2 separate regions of the Mus musculus genome follow, and region 2 is linked to region 1. A link is a contact called in ENCODE Hi-C or POLR2A ChIA-PET data. All regions are on one chromosome and are shown on one strand. The core of a region is the stretch at or near the end of the contact, and the rest is flanking DNA. Distances in the headings are between cores, read along the strand shown. Region 1 holds the start of Cntf (ciliary neurotrophic factor). Region 2 holds the start of Lpxn (leupaxin).

Evidence for each region. Hi-C counts contacts between places; a loop is a spot of excess contacts on that map. ChIA-PET counts read pairs that join two places held with the same protein, here RNA polymerase II (POLR2A).
Region 2: a loop to region 1 is called in a map of heart, with 2.3 times the contacts of the local background. The contact joins the promoter of Lpxn here to the promoter of Cntf in region 1. A Hi-C loop is called at or near these places in 2 of 37 maps with a recorded cell type or tissue (heart and left cerebral cortex). POLR2A ChIA-PET finds 5 or more read pairs at or near these places in 3 of 5 experiments (Patski and embryonic stem cell).

What each region holds. Positions count from the first base shown.
Region 1 is chr19:12,762,881-12,770,290 of GRCm38, reverse strand. Cntf (ciliary neurotrophic factor) reads left to right here and starts at 4,659. Exons shown (of 2, transcript NM_170786.2): 1 at 4,659-5,010; 2 at 5,911-6,763. The coding sequence starts at 4,897. The coding sequence ends at 6,393. It overlaps Gm44505 (predicted readthrough transcript (NMD candidate), 44505), which reads left to right. Exons shown (of 13, transcript NR_024093.1): 11 at 1-114; 12 at 4,885-5,010; 13 at 5,911-6,763. Zfp91 (zinc finger protein 91) reads left to right here. Exons shown (of 11, transcript NM_053009.3): 11 at 1-3,352. The coding sequence ends at 252.
Region 2 is chr19:12,794,997-12,802,406 of GRCm38, reverse strand. Lpxn (leupaxin) reads right to left here and starts at 3,828. Exons shown (of 9, transcript NM_134152.4): 1 at 3,728-3,828. The coding sequence starts at 3,740. Zfp91 (zinc finger protein 91) reads left to right here and starts at 6,284. Exons shown (of 11, transcript NM_053009.3): 1 at 6,284-7,410. The coding sequence starts at 7,074. It overlaps Gm44505 (predicted readthrough transcript (NMD candidate), 44505), which reads left to right and starts at 6,284. Exons shown (of 13, transcript NR_024093.1): 1 at 6,284-7,410.

The sequences.
Region 1 (7,410 bases), core at 3,410-5,909:
GATGGTCAGGGGCTTCCTCTTCTTCCTGAGCCCTTGGGAAACTCAACAGCTGGAGAGTGCCTACTGCTAGAAGCTGAAGGGATGTCAAAGTCATACTGCAGTGGGACAGAACGGGTGAGCCTTATGGCTGACGGGAAGATCTTTGTGGGAAGTGGCAGCAGTGGGGGCACTGAAGGGCTGGTCATGAACTCGGATATACTCGGTGCTACCACAGAGGTTCTGATTGAAGATACAGACTCTACTGGACCCTAGTGCAAAGGAAGACTTTGGGCACTGGGACAGTGCAGACTTTGTATTTAAAAGATAAAAAGGACAAAAAAAATTTAAAGCATTTAAAAATCTAGTAAAATAACTGAAGGGCCTGCTCTTTGCATTGTGGATCACAACACACACACACACCATCCCCATTCCCTGAACTCCCCTTCCTCATCCTTAAAATATTGATGTAGCCTTTACCAGAAAGGTTGATGAAAAAGCAGCAACATGCTAGGTTCCAGCCAGCAGCAGACTTCCTGCTCATTGGCAAATCTCCTTTTTCTCAGCCTATAACTCTGATGTGCTCTGGATCAGCTTTGAACTCATAATAGTATATTACTATCATCTAAATCTTTTCTCCTCTACTACTGCCCTATGGCTCTGGCTTCTTCCCACTGCAACAACCAACACTTACCCTCAAATATTATATAATTCTATTTTCCGGAGGCTGGCAGCTTGACTTGGCACTTTAGGGCTCCTTGGCAGGATGCTGTTAAAACAGCACACATCTCTCACCCCTCTTCCATTACTCACTGGGTTTGGGGAAGGAAGGATACATGGGGACCACCTCCCTCCCTTTCAATGGATCCCAGCACCTCAGTTCCCCCCACTCCTGAACCTCCATAATGCTCTTAATGGTGCTCACTTGCTTGGAAGCAGGCTCCCAAGAGAGGGGACTGACCTCTGTTTCTGGCTGAAAGATAGGGCTCTGTGTCAGTGAGAAAAGTCCCAGGCTAATGGCAGAAATTTGCACTTTGAACATGTGTGTTTTGTGTTGTGGAACCTGAGATTCCTTATTTATTAATGGAAAGTCTGATTTTTTGGGGGGGAGGGTCTTTGTTGCTATGTTTTGTGGGGCTGGGAGAGTAGATTATTCTGACATGGGATCCTTCCTACAAGAGGTACTTTGAAGGCAAGGCTTAGAGTTGAAGAAGCACAGCCAGCCTCTAAAATCATAGTTCTCCAGTGGCCTTTAAAGTAAGCTGGTCCCCAGCACTAACAGAATCACTACAATAGCCTAGTGCTTTTTTGGAAGCCTTAGGGAAGTTTGATAGGTTTGTGGTAACTAGTGTGCTCTTTGAGATTTTTAAGAGCATTTGAGATACAAGAATTTTGAGGGGATGAGGAATGTTGGTCAAGGTCTAAATCACACATAAAAAATTTTCTTCTGTGAATTTATCTTCTTTGCATATATATCCCTGCTGGCCCCTTGTTTTGATTTTGTTATTGGTCATTCCAGCTCTCAGTGGAAGACCGGACCCTGTCATTCATGAAGGAACACAATCTAAAAGTTCTAGAGATTTGGTTAAGAGTAAACTCTTCTGTCTTATCTCCTCTTTAGAAGAGACAAAGCTTCAATAGACAAAAACAAAAGTAAAAATCTATACGATAATGTTTTTTGGCTTTCCCCAGAATTATCTGTTTTCCTCTGAGTAGAGATTTTAATGCCCTGTGGCATTAAAATTACTGTCACTGGGAGACACGGATCATATTTTTACATGCTTCTACCTCTCAAAAGACTAAAACCCTAATTCAGCTCATTTTTTGAAAATTAGGAGTGCAGTTCTTCCCTGTGTACTTCAGAATCAGCCATTGAAGACTGGGCCAGTTGTTGTCAGCAACACATGATGACTATTGGGAAAAATAAGAGTTTGAGAACAAAATAAGGAACAGCTTGTTTTTCACAAACACTAAAACTGTGGAGTTTATCAAATTTTCTCTGCTTGATTTTTTTTTCCCCCCAAAAGGAGAATAGCAAAATGTCATCTCTGAAAGACGCTTACTATACACCCACCTATGTCGGTGGTTGGGATGCCAGGGAGAGGGAGGAAGACACCTACAGGAACAATCTTAAACACATTATTGTTTCCTCTAGAGTGTTGCAGACTTAGCCACCCCTCCATGTGAGGGGAGAAAAGGCATGAAGACAGGCTTTTCTGCCCTGCAGAGTTGCAGTTGACCTTGGTACATTGCATAGATTTGAAAACACTTTAAGAGGAATTAAAAATGGATCTGCAGCAAACTTTGCTCCTCTTGACGCTGTTTATCTAGTATCTGTGTCCTACACTTACCCTTTGTTTTTCACATTTAGAATGTCTCCAATAAATTAGATAGAGCCACCCACAGAAAAACAAACTGCATTGAAAACATCTCACTTTTCTGGGATGGGGAAAAATATGTTCTTTTCTGTACTTCGCTCTCCTCCCCATAAAAGCAACTAGTTCTAAAACTTAGAAACTTCCTGTCCTCTCATGGGGTTGGGGTGGGGCTGAAAGGGGGCTCGGTCATCTTAGCTGCTCTCTGTTGGCAATAAGTTTTTTTAGCAGTTTGCAATAAATTTTTCATGAACTTCCTATTCCTTTTGAGAGCTAGTGCTAGTATAATAAAAGTGTATGAGCAAACTAAGCCCCTACCCTTTTCTTTTTTCCCATGCCAGTCATTTAATTGTCCTTCGAAGGAGTCCTTTTAGTTTTGAAAATAGTTAATTCATACTGATGGTTTGTTATCTTTTAAGTCATACCTCCATCTTCAATTGGCAATTCTAAATTCTTAGGTATATAGTTATGATAATTACTTGGTATTTCTGGGAGTTGTGTACCCTCCTTGCTTGCATTGCTAGCGTATTTTGCATAATTAGACCCTAACACATTTTACAGGGTTTAGTCAGACACTGGCTGGGAGTCCTGGGAATGAGCAGAGAAAACATCAGCATAGAGCACTTGGACCTCCCTTGTACCTGTTCAGAGGAAGAAAATCAACTAACTATATACCAACAACCTAAGTGAGGTCTTACAGCCTTGCTGCAGGGCTAGTTTCCTGCCTTTCTTTCTATCAATTTTCCAGTATACTCAAGAAAATCGGGAAATTGTAATGGGGCAGTTATATCTCCTGAGACTTTTTGCCTGTTGAAATGTGCAGGACCCTTTTCCTGTGATGAGAGATAGCTGGTTACTTGATCTAGGTTTAAAAGTTATGTAAAAGAAAAAAATTATAATAAAAGGGATACTTTGCTTTTAAAATCTTGTTTCCTTTTAATCTAGGTAATCATTTCAAAATAAGTATGTAAAGAAGAAAAATAAAAGTTGTCTTCCTGGAAGCAACTGGTCTTCCTTGGTTGTACTGAGTTAGTCATGCGAGGATAAAACAGTTGATGCTGCTAAATGAGGAAAACATGCCCCTTTTGTATGGTGCTATTTGCTCTTTGTTAAGAGTTGGGAGGGCTTCTAATGCAGAGAGGCCTTGTAGCTCTGTGTTTGGCAGACTCCAAAGGGTGTTTTGGTTGCTTTCTAGGGGATGTTAAGGATACTGTGAAGTACAGTTTACTCTGACAATGACAAAACCGTGGTTGCATTTAAGACCAGTGCTTCTTACCAAAGCTTTTATGTCAAGTTCTAACTTTAAAAAAAGAAAACATAATTCAACCTTGCTAAAAAGTTCTATGGCAGCCATTTCTCACCTATGTCAATTTGCTACTGAGGTGGCAAGTGTTTGAACTTCTTGGCAAAATCTGTGATATAAAATGGGGACATTGACTTCACTGACCTATTTCGGGTTGAAACTTTGAAACTTGAGCCTATTAACTTCACCCACTAAGTGCAGTACAATAGAATGACAGGTCTGTAAGACCTTTTTAACTCTTTTGTCTTCATTTCAAAGCCTTGTTCATTACCTTGCTAAGCATGGCGAATGACTGGGACTGGTAAGAAAAAGAAGCATGTTGTCACTTGAGTGAAAGTGCCTGAGAAATGTTACCAAGTTTGGGTTGGGTGTTTCCTTTGGGAGAGAACAGGCCTAAACAGTGCCTTCCACATCCTGTAGCTACCAGGAAGGCCCCATGGTTGAGACTAGAGATGCTCCTTTAGCTAATTTTTAAACAAGTCTAAACCTTACAGATAATGGGAACGGAAAGATGGCTATAAATGACCTGTATCACATAGTCTCTGTTTCTTGCACATATCATGAGCTACCCAAAGAAATTGTAAAGTCAGTGTGAGGTGGGGGGAAATAAAGCCAAAGACCAATGCAGAAATACGAATCTAGTTTATTGTATTAATTTCTTAGATAAAAGACATCAAATGAGAAAACTACCCCCAAGACTAATGTTCAGCCCAGGATTACTCAAGATTCCAATGAAGTTTAAATGTGTAGCATAGTATCTGACTCATTTAATAAGTGACACCTATTTCAATACTATATTTTGCCAGGATAAAACAAATTAAAATACAGTGAGCATGGAAAACAGAAGAGTAAAATCAAATTATATGTGTAAATACTAGACTACATTAGGCAGGGGTGGGTGTCAGGAGGATTAGCGTGATAGTGACCTTGTTGCTAAGTACAAAAGCAAAACAATGACATAAAAACAAGTGCTAAGTACTGAGTGGAGGAGAGATGAAGGCAGACGCTTCGAGGGAAAAAAAAAAAGACTGATTAAAAGGGCCCTTTGATTCCACAGGCACAAAATCCACAGCCAGGAATTTGCTGCCACCTCTGAGTCAGGCAGGGGGTGGGGATGGGGGTGCACAATCCCATTAGAGAATGCCCAGTAGATTTAGTCTGTGGGAGTCACATTTCTTATTTGGACTAGTGAAGACAGAAGCAAACCAGCTCACTTGTTTCCTGGGACAGTTGATTTAGGGGATGGCTTTCGCAGAGCAATCACCTCTGACCCTTCACCGCCGGGACCTCTGTAGCCGCTCTATCTGGCTAGCAAGGAAGATTCGTTCAGACCTGACTGCTCTTATGGAATCTTATGTAAGTTGTCTATTTTGCTTTTGTCTGGTTGTCTGTTTTCAAGTCTTCTAGCCCAACTCTTAACCATCATGTTCCAACCCCATAACCGGTTACGAAAACACTAGTGTGTGTGTATTTATGGTATAGCTCCCTAGTCATTCATATATTAAGCACCTATAATTTGACATGTTCTTTCCCTTGAGAAAATTCACACAACCTTACTGTCTTCATCCAGCCTGTTTAAGGTGGACAGGTCCTTCCTTAAGTGAGAATATACATTATTTGGTTGCCTTTTTTCTGAATCCTACCAGGGTAGACAATAGGTTTTCTAAGTCATAGGTTCTTCATATAATTTTTGAACCTTAGAAATAAAAAGATTACAGGATAAGAAAAACTATATGGGGTTTTAGAGAAATGTATAGTTGCCCTCTGTATAGTATAAGCTACTTTTATTTTAGTACTACATATTAGACTACTTGTGACTAAATAGATCTGCCAAAAAGTCTTGAGAAAAATGTCAAATTAACCACAGTTCTGGGCTTGTTTTCTCATAAAAGGCCACTGTCTAAAAGACCTGCTGTGGTAATATCCCAGGCCTCTGATCAAAGTTATAAATTTAAGTTCTCTAAGAATTGAAAACTTTTGAAAAGCCTTGCCAGTTATGAGACTCAGTGTCCAAAGAGATGGACATAAAAGCCAGCTGTATTCTAAAGGATTGATTTCACCTTGAGAGTGGACAGTGGGCATAGGGAAATTCAGGCAGTGCTGTGGGATCAGGACTCCCCATATGAAGGGTTTCCATTCTAAGCATTTTCTTAACAACTTGGATCACTGACTATGAAAGTCAAGGAAATTGTATTTGTGATTGAAGAAGGAAATTGAGATGATATGGAACATATGTTTTGCTATATCCTTGGCCAGGTAAAACATCAAGGCCTGAATAAAAATATCAGCCTTGACTCAGTGGATGGTGTACCAGTGGCAAGCACTGATCGCTGGAGTGAGATGACTGAGGCAGAGCGACTCCAAGAGAACCTCCAGGCTTACCGTACCTTCCAAGGGATGTTAACCAAGCTTTTAGAAGACCAGAGAGTGCATTTCACCCCGACTGAAGGTGACTTCCATCAGGCAATACATACTCTTACGCTCCAAGTTTCTGCCTTCGCCTACCAGCTAGAGGAGTTAATGGCGCTTCTGGAACAGAAGGTCCCTGAAAAAGAGGCTGATGGGATGCCTGTCACAATTGGAGATGGTGGCCTCTTTGAGAAGAAGCTGTGGGGCTTGAAGGTCCTTCAAGAGCTTTCACAGTGGACTGTGAGGTCTATCCATGACCTCCGTGTCATTTCTTCTCATCACATGGGAATCTCAGCACATGAGAGCCATTATGGGGCCAAGCAAATGTAGCTCTTAACTCTTGCCTCTGTCTCCCTCTTTGATCTAATGGGATATCAGTAGTTCCCCAGGGGCCTAGTTTTCTCAGCATCAATTTTGGAAAACCTTAGACCACAGGCATATTTCGTCAAGTAGGGTTGACCCACGTATGAACAGAAGATAAACATGGTTATTCTGGCTGTGCATATGTGTGTACATGATTTTGTTTGTATTGGTGGTATAATAAAGTATAATTAGGGCATTATCCTTCCACCTTAGTGCTTTACCCTTCCTGATACTAAATAACCTTTCCAGGTGTTTAACAGTCTTACAGGCAGAAGAGACATTGTGACTAGTTTTGGTTGACTTCTGAAAAGACTGAATAAACAAATTGGAAGTCCTAGACTATCTTCATTCAAACTACCCTGATAAAAAGAGCATCGCTGTGCAGAGGCAGTGAGTGTGCCATGGGCTTTGTATATTCTGTACAGCCTTACATCCTAGTTGTGGAAAGGAAGATGTCTTGCATTCTATCCTAGCATTGAAAAGAATGCCCTTGTTACTCATCCTCAGGAGTCGGCAGCATCCCACCATGTTAAAGGAAATATTTGTTGCCCACACTGGGCAAAGAGCAGCAATTAACATAGCTTCAGATTACATTTGAGAAAGAAAAGAAAAAAAAATGAGACCTGCAGTACTTCTATAGTTGGGGCTGAGGATATGCAGTAACAGCCTGGCTTAATGTTGACTAATTGTACTTGTATATTGGGTTGATCTCAGTTTACAGCAAGTTAACAAATCTGTCATATAGGTACTGTGGCCAGATGCTCATGGGCAGAGGGGTAGAATGCTACTCAGGTTAAAGAGTCACAGGACACTAGCACTTTACATTCTCCAGGCTTAGTCATGAAGGGAGGATGGGTCCCCAGTGAGAATGCCAGAGATTCTTAAACACACAGTAAAGCTCTACTTGTAATGTTCTTGTGAGAAACACATGGTGTGGAAGGCTAGGAAACACATTCCTGGGGAAGGTCATTTACAGTGAGAGCT
Region 2 (7,410 bases), core at 2,579-5,078, 33 kb before region 1:
GATATAATTGTTTTGTTTTCACAAAAGAAATCTTCTGTAGAACTTGCTTAATCTCAAAAGTTTGACCTTCATATACCATTTTAGAAAGAACCAACCTGAACTAATAGCTTTAGGCCAAACTGTCCTTCAAGAAATAAACTGACAAGAAAAAAGAAAGACAGGCAGAAGGGGTACATATATATTAAGAGAGAACAAAGAGACATATAACTAATTTCAATTTAGATTATTAACTTTAATGTAAAAAATAAACCAGACAAGATTGCCGATAGCATTTGTTTGAGATTTTTGTGAATGTGTGATCAAAAATTTACAGGCAAGTGCAAAATAAATCCTTTTCCAAATTCAGATTCAGTGTTCATCATGAGTTTCATAAGCATAACAAGATAAGTTAAATTTTTAAAAGAATATTTAACACTGTATATAGTCAGTAATATTAAGTACTAATATCTCAGAAACTTGAAAATATTAACATTAAAATGATGTCAGATAATCTTAGATGTAATAATGTTATTTCATGATATTGAGGAAACGCCATTAAGGTTATTAGCTATTGTGGGTCAGATACTGTTAGTATGGTTGTTTGTAGTAGATTAAGACTGAATTATGTACAGATAAGAAATGTAATCATTGAAGTTTCTTAAAAACAATAGATTAATGGAAAAATATAAGCATATGAAATAAGACTGTCAAGAGCTAATGATTATTGAAACTGATACAAAGGGTGCAATCAAAGTCATTAAACTGTTATCTCCCATTCTGTATATATTTTAATTCTCCACAATAAAAGATCTTGGGAATGTTTTAGAGTAAATAAAACAGAACAACAAAGCCAATGTTTTATCTCAGACTCTAATTAGCCAGCCTCAACTCTGAATTTCAGAATTCCAACACTTTGCATGTTAGAATGCAACCATTCTCTTTTCTGTTTTCTAAGCTTCACTCCAATCAGAAATGAGAGTCCTTCCTGGACCAAGAGAACTCATGTATATTAAACATGATGGGACAGGAGTATCACTGAGCAGAGGATGTGAAGTTATCCTCGGAAGCATCAGCTCACCAAATCTATTATAACTCTCCTTTCTGCTCACGAGTTACCAGGACTTTCACTTCCTGTTTCCAATGAACACATATTTCACCAGCTCCTGAAGCTACTCCTTTGGCTTCATGCAGACTCTAAAATTTAAATTAGATGACTAATTTTGGTGTGACAAATATGAGATTACTGGCAGTGAAGTCTCTGGGCGTCTCCATGTGTTAGAGTCATCTCATCCCTAAATTGAGAAGATTTAGGTAAAACCTTCTAGGTGAATACATGCTACTAACATCCAAGGCAGTATTGCATAAAGGAAATATTTGCCCACTTGAGCCAGCCTGTCCTTGATAAAATTTCTACACAAGTAGAAAGAGAAATCCACCCCAAGTCTTGGGTTTGGATTTTAGTCCTGTTGCTGTTTGTTAAGGCAGGGTCTCATTCTAGCCCAAGCTGACCTGGAACTAACAAGGTAGCCCAGGCTGACCTTACACTGTGGCCAGTCATTCAACCTAGTCTCAAGTGCTGGCTGGGATCGTGGGTACAAACTACTGTGCCTGGCAGACACTACCTGCCTTTTGTTTCATTTTGGTTTTTGAGACAGGGCCTCAGTACATAGCCCTTGTTGGGCTACAACTTGCTATGTAACATAAACCAGACTGGCCTCAATTCATAGAGATCTATCTGCTTCTGCCTTCCATGTCTGACTTTTTAAAGATAGGATCGTACATAGATAGCCTAGGCTGGCCTCAAATTTTCCATACAAACAAAAATAACCATTAGTTTTTGATCCTCCTGCTTCCACCTCTGGAGCATAAGGATTGAAGGCAAGCAACACTACATTCCATGCAAATTGTTACAATTTGAAGAGACCATTGAGGGGTAACTACTAGCAGTTTATTAACCTGTAGCAAATTGGATTATCTACAGTCAGCTTCCAAAGTTGCTTATTTTCTACATTTCTGAAAAAGATTTCCTTAACAACTATGCTACTCAGAAATTCTTTAAACTATACATTTTTTTAAAATGTATTACTACACTGGCCACCAGAACAAATACACTTCTAATATAAAAGAACAACCTGTAACATTACCATTTAATTGTACTTAGTGTCAGGTGCTCCTGAGAGTGAACAAGATATTTTGGGTTTTCATTATTTAAAGAAAAACAATAATACCTATTTCAGAAAACTGCTGCAAACACTAAACTTATTTACAGATTTTAAGTTTTCCCAATATTAATTGCCCTTTAACTTTTTGAACTAATATTGAATTAAATGTAGAATGTACTTTGATATTGTGATTAAGGCTGTATTTTGGACTTTGATATAGAACCCAATTCTTTTTTATATAATATTGGTTACTTATTCTTTGAGAATTTGATGTGTGTGACCTATAAAATAAAGCAAAACTAAGATCCTACCTGAAAAAAAATGGTAAAACTCGATGAAGAAATGCAAATTTCCTCCAATACCCACACAGGATATGCATTCATCAAATTCTCAAAGAATAAATAATCAATATTATATAGAAAAGAATCTGGATTCTATACCAAAGTCCAAGATACAGCATTAACCACAATATTGAACTACATTTTACTGACAAAACAGTTAAGGATTTATTTAAAACACCCTTTTTTCCCTCAATAATTTCTATTCTCTTCTTTGTTCCTCTGTTTCTCCAGTTCTTAAAACACAACCCCAATAATTATTTTTAATGACAATGTACAAGCTTTGCATCTTATTATTGTTGGAAGTTTTTGCATAGCTACAAACACAATGTGGAATTAATACAGCTTGAAAAGTGGGTAAAAGTAACTTTGTGTAGCGATAACAAAAATAAATAGGTGATACAGATAGATGGATGGATGGATGGATGGATGGATGGATGGATGGATGGAAGGACAGATGGGCAGGCAGGCAGACAGGGAGGTATGTAGATGATAAAAAGTTGCCAAGGTATATGAAATGAGCCCCAAGGAGACAGACTTTACAGCTCCAGGCTTTTTGACCTAGGTTTCTCTGGACACAGTAGCCCAGCGGCACTTCTACTGACGTTTTCATTACCTCAGAGTGAAAGGATGGACTGTTTTTCTTGAGAAGCAATCTGCTCCTTCAAGATTTCTCTAAATAAAAAGCAACAAAACCTACTACAGTGATGGTCTACCTGTAGTCTAACAGTAAACTACAGAGAAATGAAAGCACTCTGGCCCTTTTGCAATCTCTACAGACCCTTTACACTGCTCGGTCATTTCACTGTCCTTGCACTATCCTCCCTTTCTCCTGGTTTCCTTTTCTTTCTTCTCTCCTTCCCTTCCTTCATTTAATGTCTTCTTCCTTTCCCATCCTTTTTTTTTTTTCTTCCAGTATCATATCTCCAAGCTGTAGAGCTGCCCTATGACCTCCAGTAGCTGCCAAGGGAAAAGGCACTTTCAATTACAATTCCTTCTGTTTCTTTGGCTGTCTGGTCTCAACGCTCTGCCAACTGTGCCGCTGCAAACAGCAACCCCATAGCTCCCCCAACAATGATAGTTCCTCCTGCCTCACTCTTGTTTGAATTGAGGACAGAAGTGAAAACAAAAATCTTTCAGTCCTATCCTCAGTTTGACTAGACCACACTTCATCATTACAGATGGGGATGGATGGCAGCCAGGCCCCCACTTCCTTAGAGCATCTTCTCCAAAGGCCCCTTCACTCACCCAGCTCTTCCATTGTCCTATACCTGCGATGCTCTAGTCTCGAAGATTGTGAAGAACTTTGTTGGCATGTGGTGAAGAAGAGGACCACAACGGAACTGAATGAGACAGTGCGAAGCAGCCTCTGTGACCCCTTTTGGTTCCTGTATTTGCTTAGCACTTCCTCACTTTTGATTTGCTGAATACTTTTTCTTTTCTAGTAGCTCAGGGTTTTTTTTTTGTTTTGTTTTGTTTTGTTTTTTGGTTTGTTTTTTTTTTGGGGGGGGGTTTTATATGTTTGTTTGTTGTTTTAATTGTGCTAACAGAAAAAGGCAGGTTGTGCAAGATTGAAGTTTTGATGCTACATTGGCCAAGGTGGCTATAAAAATTGAAAGTTAATTCTTTTTTTAATTTAAACACCTACTGTATTCAAGGGCTTATCTTGAACACACATAGAAATTTTAGGCTTATACTTAAAGAGTTTTCCAAGTTTAAGTTTCCCATTGCCCACTGCAGGCTATTTTCTGTCTCCTTCCTTTTCTTTCCTTCTCTTCCTCCTCCTTTTCCTATAAAACTAGAAGACCATGGAAGTACAGGTCCTTTCTTAAAATTTCTGATTAAATAGCATCAACTTCATTTCACTATTTGTACTTACTTAGTACAGCTGACCTCACTTCCCATACAAACTGTGATTTTTTAAAACAGACGTTTTAATAATTGTGTGTGTGTGTGTGCTCATGTAGGCATTCATAAGTTGTAAGAGTAAGAAAGCGCTCTCCTTGTACCACTGGGGTCCCACAGATGAAATTCATCAGACTTTTCAGCAAAGTGCCTTTATCTGCTAAGCAATCTCACTGGCCCAGATTATAGATTCTTTAAAGTTGAAGAGAAGTGGGTTCACTTTTGAATTCTCTGATCCTGGTTTATCCAGTTATTCAACATTCAAACGTCTACAGAATAAGGAAGAATCAATTGAGAAGATTTAAGATACTGGGTACTAAGCTTCCAGAATCTGAATTACAATTCCTGCTCAGTTCACAATTTCTCCAAAAAGGTGAGAGAGGTAGATTTTTATCTTATTGTGCCTTTGTTCATCTCAAAAGGAAACAAACAAACAACAAACGCATTTAACAGAAAATTGCCTAGAAAAGGCAGTATATAAAGAACTATAAGTATGGCCCTGTGAAGTGGGTTTTGTCCCAGTGTTTACCAAGAGACTAACAGGAATAGGGAGTAATAACTGGCTAGAAGAATAGAATAAAGGGATAGTTTTGTAATGATCATCTTTTAAAAGGAACAAGTCATTCATTTTACTAAAACCTTTTTTAAGAGGCTCGCTTTTTGTATTACTTTAAGCAGCCATTGGATGTCAGTGCTGTTCCAAACGTGCTCATTGCAAACAGCGCTAGAAAATTCATTCCTACTGATACCGTCGGGTTTTAGAACTGAAAAGGACACTAATCCTTTGAAAGCGCAAAACTCGGTAGACTATAAAACATTTGCCTTATCTGTGTGGCAAATGAGCCAGATGCTGGGAGGAAAAGAAGAAAGAAAAATGAACTTCTTTAAAAGTCTAAAATTTAATGGCTAATATAAAATTCTGAATCAGATTTCCAAACTTTGTATCTTTCCATACTGTTGTGTAGATTTTAACTTAAGACGTTTGCATCTTCGAAGTGTAAGGAGTCTCCTTGAAAGTCGTTTCCTGGTTGCAATGTGTAAAAGGCAACCCAAGGAATGCAAACAATGTTTAAGAGGGAAAGAAATGCATACAAACGTATAAGAGGCTGCATTACCACCAGTTGCGGTTTGAACGATTGGAAAGCCCCCTTTCCCCATCAGGAAGGTACTTAGCTGTAAACGCTAGTCAGAGCTGCTATTATGACTGTGTTTCCTGTGCCGCAGAAACATCTACAGACCGCAAAGGCATTCAGCCTCGGGGTGGAGAACGTGAGCGACAGCTAACTTATCCACAAAAAAATCAGTGAGTCACGCTAACCGGCTCTCCAGCTCCAGCACCACAGCCAACGGCAATTCCGTGGCGCCCCATCCCTACCAGGAAACAACTTTACACTTCGTCCTACACGTTTTATTAAAATTAAGTTGACAGACGCAGAACGAGTCCCTAACCTCCTGGGCTTCACAAGTGAGAGGCTCAACACAAGATGGAGGAATAAAAAGGAGCGTAGCTAACAGGTCGCAGAGGAGGCGTCAAATGACCAGACCGAAGTAAGTAAAGACTATGACGAGGGCACTTCGGAGCACTTACACAAAAAAAGATTAAAAGAAGTAGGATTCTCTCCCAGGGACCCCTAGCCTGTAATTGGCTCAATATTTTTGCCAGTTGTACGCAGGCGTCGCGACCTAACCCGGAAGCAATGCCTCGCTAAAACGTAATCTCAGACCTCAGATAGACGCTCCCAGCCTTCCCTCTGCCTCTAGTTTCCCATGATTTCTCTGGAAGCGCAGAGTAAATAGGACTACGTCTCCCAGAGTGCCCTCGGCGAAGTTGGCCCTGCGCGTGCGCCTCACGACTATCCCGCGCTGTCCCCTCGGCCCCGCCTCTATCCTATCGCCGCCATTTTTTCAGAGACTTTCATCCGGCAACGGACAGGGCCTTTTTTTTCTTAAAGGAGAAGCTGCAACTCAAATAATTTACCACTTCTCCCCTCGAGAGCTGGCGGCGCTGGGGACAGAAAGGCCAGAGCAGGAAGGTGGGGGTCTGGGTGGAGGCGGGATAACGTCCAGGCTACTTCTTAGGCTAGTAAGAACCCTTGAGGGGACAGCGGCGCCTCCGGGAGGCAGGTGCGCGCGCAGCCGGCAGGGGGGTGCGCGCGCGGCTGAGAACGGTGCGTTTTGTCCTCGCCTCCGCCCTCGCCAGCCCTGCCCCTCCCACCGCCCCTAGCTTGAGCCGAACTCCAAAGTGGGGGGGGAGAAAGGTCACTTTGGGATTGTCGCGAGACGCAGCCGTTTAACGGTGAGAACGGGCGCGCGGGCAAGGAAACCTCGCGCTCTCCCTCGGAGCCGTTTCCTGATTGGTTGGAGGAAGGGGTGGGGGAGGGCACCGAGTGCGCTGCTGCGTGTGAGACCGCGAGGGGCCGGGCCAGGGGGGCCGATCCTCCCCTCCGATTGGCCCGCTGCGTGTCCGTCCGGGTGCGCGCGTGCGCGCCGCCGGCGGTCGCTGGCTTGAGTGGCAGGGGGCGGGTGGGGGGGGGCGCCCTCGGAACGGGCGGAGGGGCGGGGGGGAGAGAGGCGCTCCGGAGTGAGGGAGCCGGACGCTCCGGGAGCCGAGGGGGGCGGGGGGAGCTGCGCCGCGGGCGCCGCCGCCTCCACCGCCTGGGACGCAGGGGTGGGGGACGGACGAGCCCCGATGCCGGGGGAGACGGAGGAGCCGCGATCCCCGGAGCAGCAGGACCAGGAAGGGGGCCCAGCAGCGGCGGCCGACGCGGCTTCGGAGGAGCTCCGGCCCGGCGCGGCGGCGGCGCCGGCGGCGCCTGCAGAGACCGCGAGCAGCCGCGTGCTGAGGGGAGGTCGGGACCGCGGCCGGACCGCTGCGGCCGCCGCCGCCGCCGCTGCCGCTGTGTCCCGCCGGAGAAAGGCCGAGTATCCCCGCCGGCGGAGGAGCAGCCCCAGCAACAGGCCTCCCGACGGCCCAGGGCATCAGCCCGCGGCCGCGAAGCCCCCGTCTCCTGCTCAGGGCAAGAAGA